Regions from separate parts of the Homo sapiens genome. Here region 2 is linked to region 1. The links are chromatin loops, found by intact Hi-C in ENCODE. Cell type or tissue: Caco-2. All regions are shown on one strand.

Region 1 (8,000 bases):
GGTTGTAGCTGGCTTGAATAATAAGGCTGATATGGTTCGGCTGTGTCCCCACCCAAATCTCATCTTGAATTGTAACTCCCACAATTCCTAAATGTCATGGGAGGAACCCAGTGGGAGGTAACTGAATTATGGGAGTGGGTCTTTATTGTGATCTTCTCATAATGGTGAATGAGTCTCACAAGATCTGATGGTTTTAAAAACGGGAGTTTATCTGCACGAGCTCTCTTTTTACCTGCTGCCATCGAAAAATGTGACTTTCTGTTTCTTGCCTTCTGCCATGATTGTGAGGCCTCCCCAGCCACATGGAACTGTGAGTCCAATTAAACCTCCTTCTTTTGTAAATTACCCAGTCTTGGCTATGTCTTTATCAGCAGTGTAAAAATGGATGAATACAGTAAATTGTTACCAGTAGAGTGGGGCGCTTCTGAAAAGCTACCCAAAAATGTGGAAGTAACTTTAGAACGGGGTAACAGGCAGAGTTTGGAACAGTTTGGAGGGCTCAGAAGATCGGAAAATGTGGGAAAGTTTGGAAGCCCCTAGAGACTTGTTGAATGGCTTTGACCAAAATGCTGATAATGATATGGACAATTAAACTCTGGCTGAGGTGGTCTCAGAAGGAGATGAGGAACTTGTTGAGAACTGGAGCAAAGGTGACTCTTGTTATGTTTTAGCAAAGAGACTGGCAGCGTTTTGCCCCTGCCCTAGAGATGTGTGGAACGTTGAACTTGAGAGAGATGATTTAGGCTATCTGGCTGAAGAAATTTCTAAGCAGCAAAGCATCCAGGAGTTGACTTTAGTGCTATTAAAGGAATTCAGTTTTATAAGGGAAGCAGAGCATAAAAGGTCAGAAAACTTGCAGCCTGAAAAGGCAATAGAAAAGAAAATTCTATTTTTTGAGGAGAAATTCAAATTGGCAGCAGAAATTTGTGTAAGTAACAAGGAGCTGAATATTAATCCCCAAAACAATGGAGAAAATGTCTCCAGGGCATGTCAGAGTCCTTCATGGCAGCCCATCCCATCACAGGCCTGGAGGCCTGGGAGGAAATAGTGGTTTTGTGCACCAGGCCCAGTATCCCCATGCTGTGTGCAGCCTAGGGAATTGGTGCCCTGTGTCCCAGCTGCTCCAGCCGTGGCTGTAAGGGGCCAATGTAGATTTCAGAGGATGTTTGGAAATGCTTGAATGTCCAGGAAGAAGTTTGCTGCAGGGGCAGGGCTCTCATGGAGGACCTCTGCAAGGGCAGTGTGGTAGGGAAATGTGGGGTTGGAACCCCCACACAGAATTTCTACTGGGGCCCTGCCTAGTGAAGCTGTGAGAAGAGGGCCACCATCCTCCAGACCCCAGAATGGTAGATCCAGTGACAGGTTGCACCATGCAACTGGAAAAGCCACAGACACTCAATGCCAGTCTGTGAAAGCAGCCAGGAAGGAGGCTGTACCTTGCAAAGCTATGGGGCAGAGCTATCCAAGACCATGGGAACTCCTACTTGCATCAGCATGACCTGGCTGTGAGACATGGAATCAAAGGAGAAAATTTTGAAGCTTTAAGACTTGACTGCCCTGCTGGGTTTCAGACTTACATGGGACCTATAGCCCTTTGGTTTTGCCCAATTTCTCCCATTTGGAATGGCTACATTTACCCAATGCCTATACTCCCATTGTATCTAGGAAGTAACTAACTTACTTTTGATTTTATAGGCTCATAGGTGGAAGGGACTTGCTTTGTCTGAGATAGAGTTTGGACTGTGGACTTTTGAGTTAATGGTGAAATAATTTAAGACTTTAGCGTACTCTTTGGAAGGCATGATTGGTTTTGAAATGTGAGGACATGATATTTGGGGTGGAATAATATAGTTTGGCTGTGTCCCCACCCAAATCTCATCTTGATTTGTAACTTCCACAATTCCCAAATGTAATGGGAAGAATCCAGTGGGAGGTGCCAGAATTATGGTGGTGGGTCTTTCCTGTGCTGTTCTCGTGAGAGTGAACGAGTCTCATGAGATCTGATGGTTTTAAAAACATGAGTTTCTTTACACAAGCTCTCTTTTTTCCTGCTGCCATTGTAAAATGTGATTTGCTCCTCCTTCCCTTCTGCCATGATTGTGAGTCCTCCCCAGCCATGTGGAATGGTGAGTACAATTACACCTCTTTTTTTTTTTTTTTTTTTGTAAATTACCCAGTCTTGTGTATGTCTTTAGCAGTGTAAAGATGGACTAATACAAAGGCCAAGAGAAAAATATAATACAGAAAAAAATAATACATTGTATTTTCATAGAGATGATCCAGTGAAGAGAGAAAAACCAATAATTTTTATAAAATAAGCAGAATTTCTGGGGGAAATGTTCTCGATTATTCAAGGGTAAAAACAATTTACTGCAAAATGGAGGGATTAGTCTTGGCCAAGGCTATGAACAGTGTAAGCCCTGGAGTACTAGGAGGGGAAACAGAGCATGCACACTGATATGGGTAGGTGAGTGATCAAACTAAAAATTGTCTTTTGGTTTTCCTTTTTATTCTCTCAGTCAGAAAGCTATATGGATACTAAGATTGCAGATAAGGTTAGACATGATGAAGGTTTGAGGAAAAAGGATAAGGTATAAGGCAGTCATCAATGTAAGTAAATAAGTGAAAAGATTCAAGAAACACAATACATTTGCCTGGCAGATTTAAGGGTCATTGATGTTGTAGTCATGCCAGCAAGAAAAATTGTGTGTCATATGAAGAATTAGAAACTCTGGCCAGGCACAGCAGCTCATGCCTATAATCCCAGCATTTTGGGAGGCCAAGGCAGGAGAGTCACTTGAGGCCAGGAGTTCAAGACCAGTGTGGGCAACATGATGAGACTCTGTTTCTATAATAGTTTAATAAATTAGCCAGGGATGGTAGCACACACCAGTAGTCAAAGATACTCAGGAGCCTGACGTGGCAGGATCCCTTGAGCCTTGGAGTCTGAGGTTACAGTGAGCTATGATCGCACCACTGTACTCCAGTCTAGATGACAGAGCGAGACCCCATCTCTAAAAGAAAAAGAAAAAAACAACGAGCAAGATGGTGGAGTAGATAATACAAGACATATTGCCCCCAAAATAACAAATATGTAATTATCCATGAACGATAATAATCTTGGGAGAAATAAAGGGTCCATTTAAGAACTGGTTGCAACATTACGGAGCAAAAAAGCCCAGAATCACTGCACAGAAATGGTGGCTGGAAAGACTGGCAGACATGAGATGTGTGGAAATGTCTAGGAACAAAGAAAAAGTATGGAGGTTATCAATATCAGCCACATGGAGATAGCCACTGAAGTCCACAGTGGTCTGCTTAATAGAGGACATCATCAGCTTTTGCCACTGAGGTAACCAACAACCATCCTCATCACAAACCACCAGGAAACAGAGATGCAGTTGCTTCCCACCACCCTCCCATGAAGAAGACACTGTTTTGCCACCCTTCCCAACACTGCCCCCATACCCTGAAACCATGGTTGCTCCATGCATGGCCATACCTCAGAACCAGGCTTCATGGCTGCTCCACATTTGCCTGTGTTCTGGGACCCCACTCTGTGGTCATATCACATGCATTCACACCTCAGACACAGAAGTCACTGCTGCTCTAGTGTAGCTCCACCCTCAATCTTGGAGCCCGGGTTACAGGACTTTATTCCTGTGTACACTTGCACAATGCACGCTGGCTCCACAGGTGCTCCATGAGTGCTCACATCTCTGATATCAGAGCCACTGCCACAGCAAGCTAGTTTCTCAAGACCTCAGACTCATACTCACATAGCTTCTTGCATATCCACACTCCAGATCCCAGCTCCATGGCTGCTGGCATGCTGTGCCCACTTGCGGAACACCAAAGTCACTGCTGCTGCAAGTTAGAATACATCAGAGACCTCAGATCTTCTGTAGCTCTGGGTATGCCCATGTTTCAGAACACAACCTCTTGGTTGTTCCACAAGCACTATGCCTTGGACATCATTACCAAAGTAGCAACAGGAAGACCTGTGCCCCAGGCACTGGTGCCACCACCACCCAGACTCTGGAGCCTTGGTTCATCCCCATGTGCCTGTGCTTCAGACCTTGGCTCCATGGCCACTTCACTGGCACCATGAAGCAGACAATGATGATGCTGCTGCCACTGCAAACGTGCCCAGAAGTTGGTTTCAGTGCCAAAAGGGATCCCCTTGGTCATGACTTCTCCAGTGGCAGAAAAAGGTAGCAGGAGCACCCTAGCAACCTTTGCCATTTTAAACCTCAACTGCCTTTGCTGCCACCAGGGATACCTAAACACTTTGCTGCTGAGGATCCCTGCAATCTTAGCCAACAGTGACCTCAGCTGACAGAACTGCATAAGAACTATGCTTCCGTGTCCTCACTAGAACCTAAACTGCTGCACTGCTTACAGCCAGCACTCTCAAGCCCACTCATAGGGGAAGATCTTTGCCCACTGAAAAGAGTATGTAAAGTCTGGAAGAAGTGACTGCTCTATCATATGCGCAACATCAAGGCAAGGCAAAAAAATATGAAAAACTAAGGGAATATACCACCAAAAGAACACAATAATTTCCTAGTGAATGACCCCGCCCTCCCCACCACAAAATTGAAACCTTCAAATTGTCTCACAAAAAGTTTAAAATAATTATTTTCAGGAAGCTCAGTGAACTCTAAGAGGGCACAGGGAAACAATTTAATGACATCCAGGAAACAGTAAACGAATAAAATGAAAAATTTAACAGGTTAATTTTTTTTTAATAAAGAACCAAACAAATTTTAGAGCTGAAAATAATGAGTTAAATGAAAAATGTAATAAAGACTGTCATCAGTGAAACTAATCAACCAGAAGAAAGAATCTTTGAATTCAAAGACAATTTATTTGAAAATATATAATCAAAGGAGAAAGAAGAAATAAAATAAAAAGGGGTAAAGAAACCCTATGAGATATATGGGACAGCATCAAGAAAGCTAACTTTCACATCTCGAGAAGCAGAAGAAAGAGAGAAAGGGATTGAAAGCTTCTTTAAAAAATAGTAATTAAAAAAATTTCAAATCTGGGGAAAGATATAAATATAGAGATATAGAAAGCTAAAATTTTTCTAATCATAATCAAGCCAATGAAGACTACACCGAGGCATATTATAATTAAACTATCAAAAATTAAAGACAAAGAATTGTGAATGCAACAGAGAAAAATGATTGTTCCATATATATGAATAACCATAAGGTTACCAGAGGATTTCTCAGCAGAAATTTTTCAGTGCAAAGGCAGATAAGGACGATACATTCAAAGTACTAATAAAAAAAAAAAAAACATGCCAACCGATAATATCACAAACTGCATAGCTGTTGTTCAGAAATGAAAGAGAGATAAAGACTTTTCTAGACAATAAAAGCTCAGGGAGTTTACCCTACTAGACCTGCTTTATGAGAAATGCTAAAGGGAGATCTTCAAGCTGAAACAAAAGGAAGCTAATTAGTAACATGAAAATATAAAAGTATAAGCTCAGTGGTAATAGTAAGTACATAGTCAAATTTTAGAATACTTTAATATTGAAATAGTAGTGTATAAATCATGTATATCTCCAGTATAAAGGTTAAAATGTAGAACAGTATTAAAAATTACTGTAGCTGCAATAACTTCTTAGTGGATAAACAATATAAAAATTTATAAATTGTGACATAAAATGTATGTTGGGGAGTAAAAGTTTAGAGTTTTTATATATGATCAAACTTAACAGCCTAAAATAGCTTGTTACATATATAAATGATTTATGTAAGCCTCATGGTAACCCAAAAAGCAAAAATCTATCCAACATAGATAAAAGATAAAGACAAAGAAATCAAACATATTACAGAAAATCATTAAACCATAGAGGAAGACATAGAAAGAAAGGAACAAAAGATCAACAAAACAACCAGAAAACTATAAACAAAATAGCAGTAGTAAGGACTTACCTATAAATAATTTCCTTAATATAAAAGGGTTTAAATTCTTCAATCAAAAGACAGAGTGGCCAAATGGTAAGAACAAACAACAACAAAAAACAAGCCTCAATTTTATATGCCCTATGAAGGATTCATGATTCACTTCAGCTTTAGTGACACAGCTAGACTAAAACTGAAGGGTTGGAAAATAGATATAAATAAATAGATATAAAATAGATATAAAAATGAACCCCAAAAAGAATAGGGGTAGTTAGGGTAGTTATACTTATCAGACAAACTAAGCTTTAATTCAAAAATGGTAGAAAGAGGCATAAAGGGTAATGTTATAACAATAAAGGGTCAGTCAATTCATTAGCAGAATATAACAATTATAAAATATTTGCACCCAATATCAGAGTACCTAATTATATGAAGCAAATCTTAATAGATCACAAAGGAGAGATAGACAATAATGCAATAATAGTTGGGAATTTCAGTACCCCACTTTTAACAGTGGCTAAATTAGCCATCAAGGAAACTGTGGACTTGGACTACACTTTAAACCAAATTGGTCTAAAAGACATAAACCAACCATCTTATCCAACAAGAGCAGAATACAAATTTCTTCTTAAATACGTATAAAATATTCACCAAAATGAACCATATATTAGGCCACAAAATCAGTTTTAAGAAATTTAAGAAGATTGAAATCATATCAAGTATCTTTTCTGACCACAATAGTATTAAACTTGAACTCAATAACAGGATACATTTTGAAAAAATCACAAATATGTTGATATTAAACATATTCCTGAACAAAAAAAAATCACAGAATAAATCAAAAAACAGAAAATATTTTTAGACAAATGAAAATGGGAACACAACGTACTAAACCCATAGGATACAGCAAAAACAGCCCTAGGAGGGAAGATGATAGCACTAGGTCCTTACATCAAAACATGAAAAAAGATGTCAAATAAACTTAAAAGTTTTACCTCAAGAGATCAAAAAATAACAAACTAAACCCAAAGTTAGTAGAAGGAAGGGATCATAAATATCAAAGCAGAAAAAATTAAAATAGTGACTAGAAAAACAATAGCAACATAACTAAGAGTTTCTGTTTTCTTTAAAGATAAACAAAATTGGCAAATTTTAAGTAGACTTAATTTTAAAAATGAGAAGCCTCAAGTAAATAAAAGTAGAAATGAAAGAAGAGACACTACCACCAGTGTCACAAGATACAATTGTAAGAGACTACTCTGAAATATTATACTCTGAAAAACTGAGTAACTTAGAAGAAATTGATACATTCCTGGAAACATACAATCTACCAAGACTGAATCATAAATAAATAGAAAATATAAACAGAACAACAATAAGTAAGGAAATTGAATTATTAATGAAAAGTCTCTCATCAAATAAAAGCTGGGGACCATTTGGCTTTATGATTGAATTCCACCAAATGTTTAATGAATTACTACCAATAATTCTCAAGCTCCTCCAGAAAATTCAAGAACAGGGAATACTTCCATACGAATTTTATGAAGAAACTATGATTTTCCTACCAAAGTCAGACAAGGATACCACAAGAAAGAAAATTATCTTTAATCTATGTTCATCAGGCCAATATCCCTGATGAACATAGATTCAAAATTCTCGACAAAAACTATCAAGTAAAATAAATAGCACATTAAAGTATTATCTACCATGATCAGAGGTCTTTACTTGTTGGATGCAAGGATGGTTTAATATACACAAATCAATAAATATGATATACAATGTGAACAAAATGAAGGACAGAAGCCACATGACCAATTCAATTAATGCAAAAAAAAATTTGGCAGAATTGAACATTCTTTTATGATAAAAACTCTCAACAATTTAGGTACAGTTGTAACGTTCCTCAACACAATAAAGGCCATATATCAAACTCACAGTTAACATACTCAACAATAAAAAAGCTAAAAACCTTTTCGTAAGATCAGGAACGAAACAAGGATGCTCACTGTCACCACTTCTATTTGACATAGTACTGGAAAGCCCAGATAGTGCAGTTAGGCCAGAAAAATGAATTAAAAG
Region 2 (8,000 bases), 270 kb before region 1:
GCTCATAACTTCTTATGAGAAGGGTTCAAAATAGACATCACCTCCTTTAGGGAGTCTTCTCTGACTTTCCAAAATTGGGTTAGGTCCTGCTCACATAGCATCCAAAGAATAGGCATTTATCACATATGTTTTGAAACTGGTTTTCTTATTGGCTTTCCACAGGATGATGTAAGTTCATTAAAAGAGTTGTAATATGGGTACTAAAATATGTATGGGATAAATGACTGTATGACTGATTTTTTAGAAATCACCACGGTATTCTTACTTCTTGACATTAGTGGGTTAAGTTTTAAAGTTCACTCAATTTTGTTTTATATCCTTAAAGGAAGACGTTCCTAGTTTAGGAGTCTATTTTACAAATGCTACTATATAAGGACAATATATACAAAAAGTGACATTTAAAAATGATTATAGGTTATGTATTTATGTATATATTATCTGAAAAATATACATGGTTTGTTATTAGAAATAGAAATAACTAAAAAAAAATACTGTGCTGCGACTTTTTAGCTCAGGAATCCAAATTGTTTTAATTGATTTTTTCTCTGAGTCTTCTTGTGGGCCCATCAGTTCTCTTCAATAAATATTTATTGACTACTTGCACATAAAGGCACAGTGCTAGGCAGAGAATGCCTAGATCTGCAATATGGCATTTCGTGGCAATTTTGACTTTTTTCAGTGAGCAAATTTACCATAGAGCGATGAAAATGCTCAGGTATTTATGTCCCTGGCCTCCATGAATTGAGGCTGCCCAACGATTTGAAGAACACCAGCTGGTTGGTGCTGCAGTTTCATTACATTCTCCATTGTCTGCCAGGGATCAGGACCTCACAGAGTCCTCACCTCAGGAGGAGAGATCGGAACCTGAACATCCAGAGGACAGAGGTTTGCTTAATTTCCCCCTTTATAGTTGTCAATTTAGGCATTTTCTGGGAGCACAAATTAGAATCCTTGTGAGAGATCTTACTGCAATCAAATCAGCTTCATACACCACTCCTAAAAATTGTTTCCAGTGATGTTATTTCACAGTAAAATCATGCCTGGTGTTTTCCTAAAATACATGTAGAACATCTAAAACACTCAAAATTTACATTTTTTAATGCATCAATACTACAAAACTGTTTAAAAAGAATTTATTTTTCTCTTCTTTTCCAACTACCATTGATGAAAGCCTAACTGCCAGGAGGGCTTTTTTTTTTTTTTTTTTTTTTTTAATAGGGTCAGGAAATCTACCCTAAGTAGTCAAATAACGTAAATTGTTTTTTTCCCTGTAGCTGAAATTGCTATGTTGGTTTTAAACTTCCCAATTCAAATTAATGAACAATTTTCTCTGTAGTGTAAGAGTGAATTTGGCAGTGCAAAGATCACAGCAATCTCTTCTTCATTAAATTGGGCAAAGAGAACTCATTGGTTCACAAACTGTTAAATGGATATTAGGGGTTTTAATGAATGGAACATTTATTTTTGTGCCAGCTCAACTAACAACATTGACATGATTAGCATACATTTTGGCAACTATTCTAGCACAAGGTGTCAGTAAAAAGGGGCTTTTATCTTTTAGTTTAATTTAGTTTAGCTTTCCTCGCTATTAATGTTTTTAATGTGAATGAGATGTTTTTGTAAAGGAAATCCTGCCACAAGAAGTTATTCAGAAATACATCTTTTTATTAATGTTACAGGCATTTCTCATGCTGGAGATCAAGTCCATTCCCCAAAACACATGAACCTTCTTCAGATTTGGAAATGAATCGAAAATTGTGCTATTTATACTGATGGTAAAATTATTGCACTTATGGAGGCTTCTTAAAAATAAATAGTGTTACTTTTATCTCATGAAGTTCCTTTCTTTAAAAAAGAGAAATAAGAAATAAAATATGACTAGTAAGAGATGTTTCCTCCATTGCTACATATCAGTTATAAATGAAAAGTTTTGGGGGTTAAATGATCTTAGTCTCTTAGCTCAGATGCCTCTCGTACAAAAGGAATTTCCAATAAAAATATATTTACTTTTTGTAACAAACATTGCTGCCTCATATACTTATTATTTTATTTATTGAAATTCTCAAATTGAAGAAAAATAAGATAAATGAGTTAATTAATACAAATCTAAAAGAACTTGGTTGTTTGCATTCAATGTCTTTTTTGTAGAGTATTTTTGTTTTAAAAATTATTGCAAGCTATTGCAACACAGCTAACAGAGGATTTGTTATAAATCTGTAGTAAAATGAAAATTTATAATGATATTAAATCTATAATAAATTAATATGCATGTGCACATACATGGGTGCAAATTTTCATATGAACTTACATCAAACATTTAGGCATACTCTCTTTCTACTATATATATGTCTATAACTACACACACATTTAATAATTTACCCAATGTTTAATTGAGTAATGAATTCATTTAATATAAACTTTAGTATAGCAGAATACTACAGGTTACCCACATTTAACCCTAAAAACAAACAAATGACAGGCACTTCAGTGAAATAACAAGCCCATGTTCAAATATAAAATGCTAAAAGTGAGAAAGAAATTATGAAAATATATACCTTTAATTTGCAGACATATAAACACTTTTGGTACAGTACAGATGCATGATGCCAAAAAGTAAAATGATCCAGTTTAAGCTAACACATTCCTTGTTTATACAGATTATTTTGCTATAGCTCTCATATAAAATAATATTTCCAGCTCACACAATGAATTGAAAGTGATAAATCACTGATGAAATAGCTTTCTTCATTGCAAGAGATTCAGTAAAAGCTAAATTATCAAAGAAATCTGCTGCAGGGCTTACAAATAAACTGTTGGATTTAATCCAAAACCAAAGAAAGGAAGCCAGAAATGGTAGTCAACAAACCTAAACAACAACAAAAAGATAAGTACAGTATAACTTTCATATAAAAGGCCCAACTAAAACAACCAGTAGTGTACACAAGCCTCTAGAAGAATTCACTTTTAATATGATTTCTATTTTCTTATGTGATGGATGATTTCAAGCCTATAAAAGTCTAATATATAACCCAAGTATAAAGTACGACCAACAAGTTGTGAAAGCACTAAAATGTCATGAATGCCTATGAAGCAACTAAAGATTGAAGCATTTCTTTGCTTCTGGCTGTTTTTCTTGGGCACAATATCTAGTTACATTTCCTGTAATGAAGAATATATATATGTATGTATAAATCTATTTCCCTTGTAATAATAACAAGTGCAGTGGTAAAGCAAACAGAAAGCAATTCGAGTACACAGAAAGTGGAATACTCTTCAGCAGGCTGAATCTGTAACACAAGGCAATGATTTTATCCTTGCTAAAAAGGAATTGCACTTCTTTTTAATGCCTTCTCTTTCACACTATATATGCACTTATGAGGTAATAAACATTCTGTTTACAAGTGCATTTCTTTTTTTATCATATGTTTAAATAGGGTGAAATTTAATTTACTTTAATTTCATATTTGTTTAATGTTAAAAACAATATATTTAAAATATACTCTTTCATTAATTTCATGTACAACTGCCAAGTACAATACCCCAGTTTCCTGCAAAGGAGCAGCTGATGCCCTCTTGTGGTGACAGGAATTTTTAGATAAAAATTTGTTCCATTTTTCTTACCTTACTCCCAGGTTTTATCAATCATCTGCTTGGTGTATGAAAGCTGCAAACCATGTCCAAGCTTTTTTTTTTTTTTTAAATACAAGTCCTATAGCTGTTAGTACTAATTTTCACTTAAAAATGCTGTACACATTTTATAACCTCTGAATTTAAATTTAAAAACCTGTAAACAGCTATTTACAATATAGAACAAGTTATAAATTAGTTGTCCTTCATTGGAACTGCCATCAACACACTCTTTTTTAGGTGATGAAGATCCAAAGTCAGTTAAAACATTTCTCTGTGTTATTCCACCATGAAATATCAAATATTAGAAATATCCATTGGCTTTCTCTCTCGCATATGCAAGTCAATTTTTCCTTTCAGTGGAATCTGTACTTCCAAATTTTCATCTTCCCTGGGATGCTTTTCCCCTTTCCTTAAACAGATGTATATGCCCATCCCTGTGACCAGTGTGATGGAACCCAAGCTTATTACAGACAGAGCTACTAAGGTGGGCATACAAGACACAGATTCTACCTTCCTATGAGTCGGTTCTATTGAGATTTGTGGTTCTTTCTCCTCTATATTAATCTCTGGTTCTTTTCTTAAAAGACTCTCAATGTAACTCTCATTACTGACAGTGTCATTGACAAATAGGTTCACCATGACTGTGGAGTGGAGAGGCTCGGGATAACCATGATCACTCACTTTCACCAGTAAGCGATGGAGCCCATAATCTGTCTGCAGCAATGCCTCTTCCAAAGTAATGTTGCCAGTTTTAGGGTCAATCCTGAAGGACTCAGGCCTAGGACCTCTTCTCCCTATGATGCTGTAAGCTATGACAGCATTCATGCCTGTGTCTTTGTCGACAGCATAGACTTCTGTAACCGGGGAGCCTGGCAGAGTAGAAGGCAGTACTAACAGATAAGACATATTAGACTGAGGAAACAAAACAAGAGGAGGGTTGTCATTGATATCTAGAAGGAGAATTGTGATTTTTGCTGTAGAGGAGAGGGCAGGCTCACCCCCATCAACAGCTTCAACCCACAAAGTATAGGAGCTTTGCTGCTCTCTGTCCAAAGAGACTTTAGCCCTCAGCATACCCTTTCCTGTATCTATGACAAAAATATCACTCTGGTTCACCACAGAGAGGGCGACCCATCCATTTCGTCCAGCGTCAGCATCTGTTACACTAATTACTCCAATCTCACCATAGCCTGGAAAGTTTTCAGGCACAAAAAAGCTGAAGTCCTTGTTGATAAACCGAGGACTGTTGTCATTTTTATCCAACACTGTGAGGGCCACAGTGGCTACTGATTCTCTGGGTGGCTTCCCACAGTCAACAGCTCTGACAGTGTATCTGTACTTTTCTTTCTCTTCTCGGTCCAGCTGAGTAGAAACTGTCAGAATTCCTGTGACACTGTCTAAGGAAAAATATGATGGAGCATCAGGTCCCAGAAAATATGAAACTTGGCCTCTCTCCTCGCTGTCGGCATCTGTAGCATACAGCTTAGTCAAAAAGGCATTGGGTGAGTTGTTCTCTTCGATGGTTAGTTCTATTAAGGGTTGAAGGAAAATTGGAGCATTATCATTGTCATCTAAAAGTTGCACTTTAATGACCCTTTTGACATGAAATCCCTCAGAGTTCCAAGCCACCACAGCTACTTCATAGAACTGCTGTAGCTCATAGTCCATAGGTTTTGTGGTCTCTAGTAAATATTCATTATTGTATGGTTTGTAAGGTGATAACCTAAACGGCCCTTCACCATCCAGGTAGCAGTTAACCTTGTATTTACCTTCTGGATCTCTTATGGTGAAAAACGCAATGGGAGTGTTAACGGGTTCCAGTTCTTTCAGATAAACCACACCATCTATCTCGTTTGCTATGTAACGAGGGACAATTTCAGGGGGTCTGAAAATAACTTTAATAATGGACACAAGAGCAGTGATTACAGCAGGGATGCAGCCTGGTCCATTAGCAAGGATGGTGAGCTTGTGGGACTCCAGAACACTTCCTCCAATCTTACTGAAAAGTTTAATGACTCCAGTGTTTTCATCCAGGTGAAATAAATCCTTAGATGCTTGTGGAACTTTCTGACTGTAAGAATAAGTAATTTGAGCATTGGTCCCCAAGTCTTTATCCACAGCCTGGACAGCTGCAATTGGGGTGCCCACTGTAGCATTCCCATACACAGTGACATTGATTTGTGAGTCTGTGAAGAGAGGGCAATTGTCATTAATGTCACTGATGCCAATGGTGAGAGTGGCACTGCCCAAAAGTGGTGGAGACCCACCATCCTCAGCTATGATGATGCTCACATACTGGTCCTGGGTTTCCCTGTCCAAAGCACCCATGACAATTAGGTAGGGGGTGCGCTCCCCATTCTCATTCTCCTCCACGTCCAGGGTGAACATACCATGGTAGTCCAGTAAGCGATAGGTCTGTACCCCATTAATGCCTACATCTGGGTCCACAGCAGGATGCTCTATGGCCAGTCGGGTGTTTACAGGTGCATTTTCCGGGACCCACACCGAGATCTGGGAAACAGGGAACTGCGGGGCGTTGTCATTGATGTCTCTGATGGCGATCTTCACCTTCACAAACCTGAAGTATTCCTGAGGCAGGACAAGCACATCCAGCAGCAAAAGACAAGAGTCAGAAGGAGAGGAGGAGATGGAAACGCTGCCGCTCCACGCAGTCCCTCCACCCCCTTCAACACACAGGGCCTCCCTGTCGATCTCCTGAGCTGAAGTGTGCAGCTCCCCAGAGCGGTTGTCTAGGGTCACGTACTGGCCACTCAGTCCCCGGGAGGCCAGGCTGAAGGAGAGAGGGGGGTTCCACTCAGCACCGGTGCGCTCTGGCAGCTGCGACTGCGGGTCCGGCCTCCCTGCAGACCTGGGCAGCAGCCGCAGGTCCTCGGCCAGGCTGCCGATGAGCACCCCCGCGGGTAGTCCCTCGTTTAGGCTGTACAGAAGCTCGGTGGCCCGGCTGTAACTCCCGAGGCAGCTGAAGGGTCCCACGAAGAGGAAAAACAGAAACAGATGCTGGAGTTGGGGGAGGGAAGAAAGCTCATTACACACACGGGGAAATAGGGGTCCGAGAGAGAAACTAGCGCCCCTGTGATCCTTGCTGTCCCCATCCCCGTTCCCAGAAGCAAAACCTCTAATTAGAACGGGGGCGGAGAAGAACCCTGCTGCGAAGGAGAGATCTGTGGGGCAATATCGTCTCCAAAACTTAATTTTGCTGTTCACTTTCTATCCCCTCCGCCCCCGCCTTCCCCCCTCGTTTCCCCATCACCACCCTCATCCAGCTAACATTCAGAATCCCAAACCGTAAAACATCCCTGGAAACACACACCGGAGTGGAGAGGATTCCGACTCAGAGACTGCGCAAAGCGACACGGAAACCCAGGGTAGGTGATGGGGAGGGAGGGGGCTGGTAGTAGAGAGCACTGAAAGGTGGGCAATTTATTTCTCCTTGAAGTGATTCTGCCATTAGAGTGCTGGAACACGCAGTGTGTTACATCCCTTACTAAGAGAACCATAAAAACAACCACAATCGCAATAATAATAATAATATAGAAAAAATACCAACACTTCCTCCTCCACCTCCAACACTTTAGGTCTTAGGTCGGAAAGAGTGATTTTTATTTTAGCACACATCTGAAATCAAACCGAAAGGATCTGGATTTCCACCCCTTACCAAGCAGTCACTAATCCCCCTCCCTTAGGGGGAAGCAAAGTAAACGCGGAAAATGGCTATGCAAAAACAATTTGTCAATTGCAGTAGGCATTCATAGCCAGACGCCAGCAGCAGGAAACGATCCCGAACCCCTGTAGCTAAAGCGGATTGAGCGCACCCCCGATGCCCTCGACCTTATCTGGATACATTTCTTGCTTCAGAAACTTCCTCTCATGACCCACGGACTTCCCTATTCCTTGTTAAAAGGAAGACACATTATCCCAAACTCCCTTTCCCTCCCGGCGCCATCCTTCCCGTGAAGTTTAGATAAAGGTAGAAGGTTTGAAAAACCATCCGAGTGGGAATTGCTTCACAATACTGCAACTTGTCGGGGTCGCGGGGTTCCTTGACCCTAACCCTTACCGGCAGGTTCCTGTAGCTGGTGCTGCTCCTGGGACGATGTAGACGCCCCATATCCAGGCGCGGGTGCCAGGTCGCCGGGCACCAGCTCACTCCCAGGGCCTGTGAGCTGCGCGCATTCCCTCGGCCGCGCATTCCCTGGGAGGCTGCAGTCAGAGCGCTCTTGAAGGGAGGGCGGCAGAAGACACTCCCTCTCGGTTCATGCAAATCGCTGGGGGAACTTCAGCCAATAGTCACTGGCTCTTCAATTAAGGACGGGAACTCAAAGAGTGGCAGAAAGGCAAGAGGGCAGAAG

What was found. A loop is a pair of places that touch in the nucleus more often than their neighbours do. Peaks named below come from ENCODE experiments on the same cell type or tissue, not always from the same donor. Only the 100,000 strongest peaks of a DNase experiment are listed, where the experiment ranks them.
Region 2: a loop joins it to region 1, with 5 times the contacts of the local background. A loop is called at or near these places in 4 of 110 quality-filtered maps.

What each region holds. Positions count from the first base shown.
Region 1 is chr13:61,681,488-61,689,487 of GRCh38, forward strand. No RefSeq gene overlaps it. Among named protein-coding and RNA genes, the nearest start is that of LINC02339, 260 kb to the left of the region's middle. In Caco-2, no CTCF peak of the experiment used is centred here; a DNase peak (open chromatin) is centred at 4,304.
Region 2 is chr13:61,407,319-61,415,318 of GRCh38, forward strand. PCDH20 (protocadherin 20) reads right to left here. Exons shown (of 2, transcript NM_022843.4): 1 at 7,709-8,000; 2 at 2,367-6,648. The coding sequence starts at 7,840. The coding sequence ends at 3,925. Among named protein-coding and RNA genes, the nearest start is that of PCDH20, 4.5 kb to the right of the region's middle. In Caco-2, a CTCF peak has its summit at 3,589 (motif pointing left); a DNase peak (open chromatin) is centred at 7,973.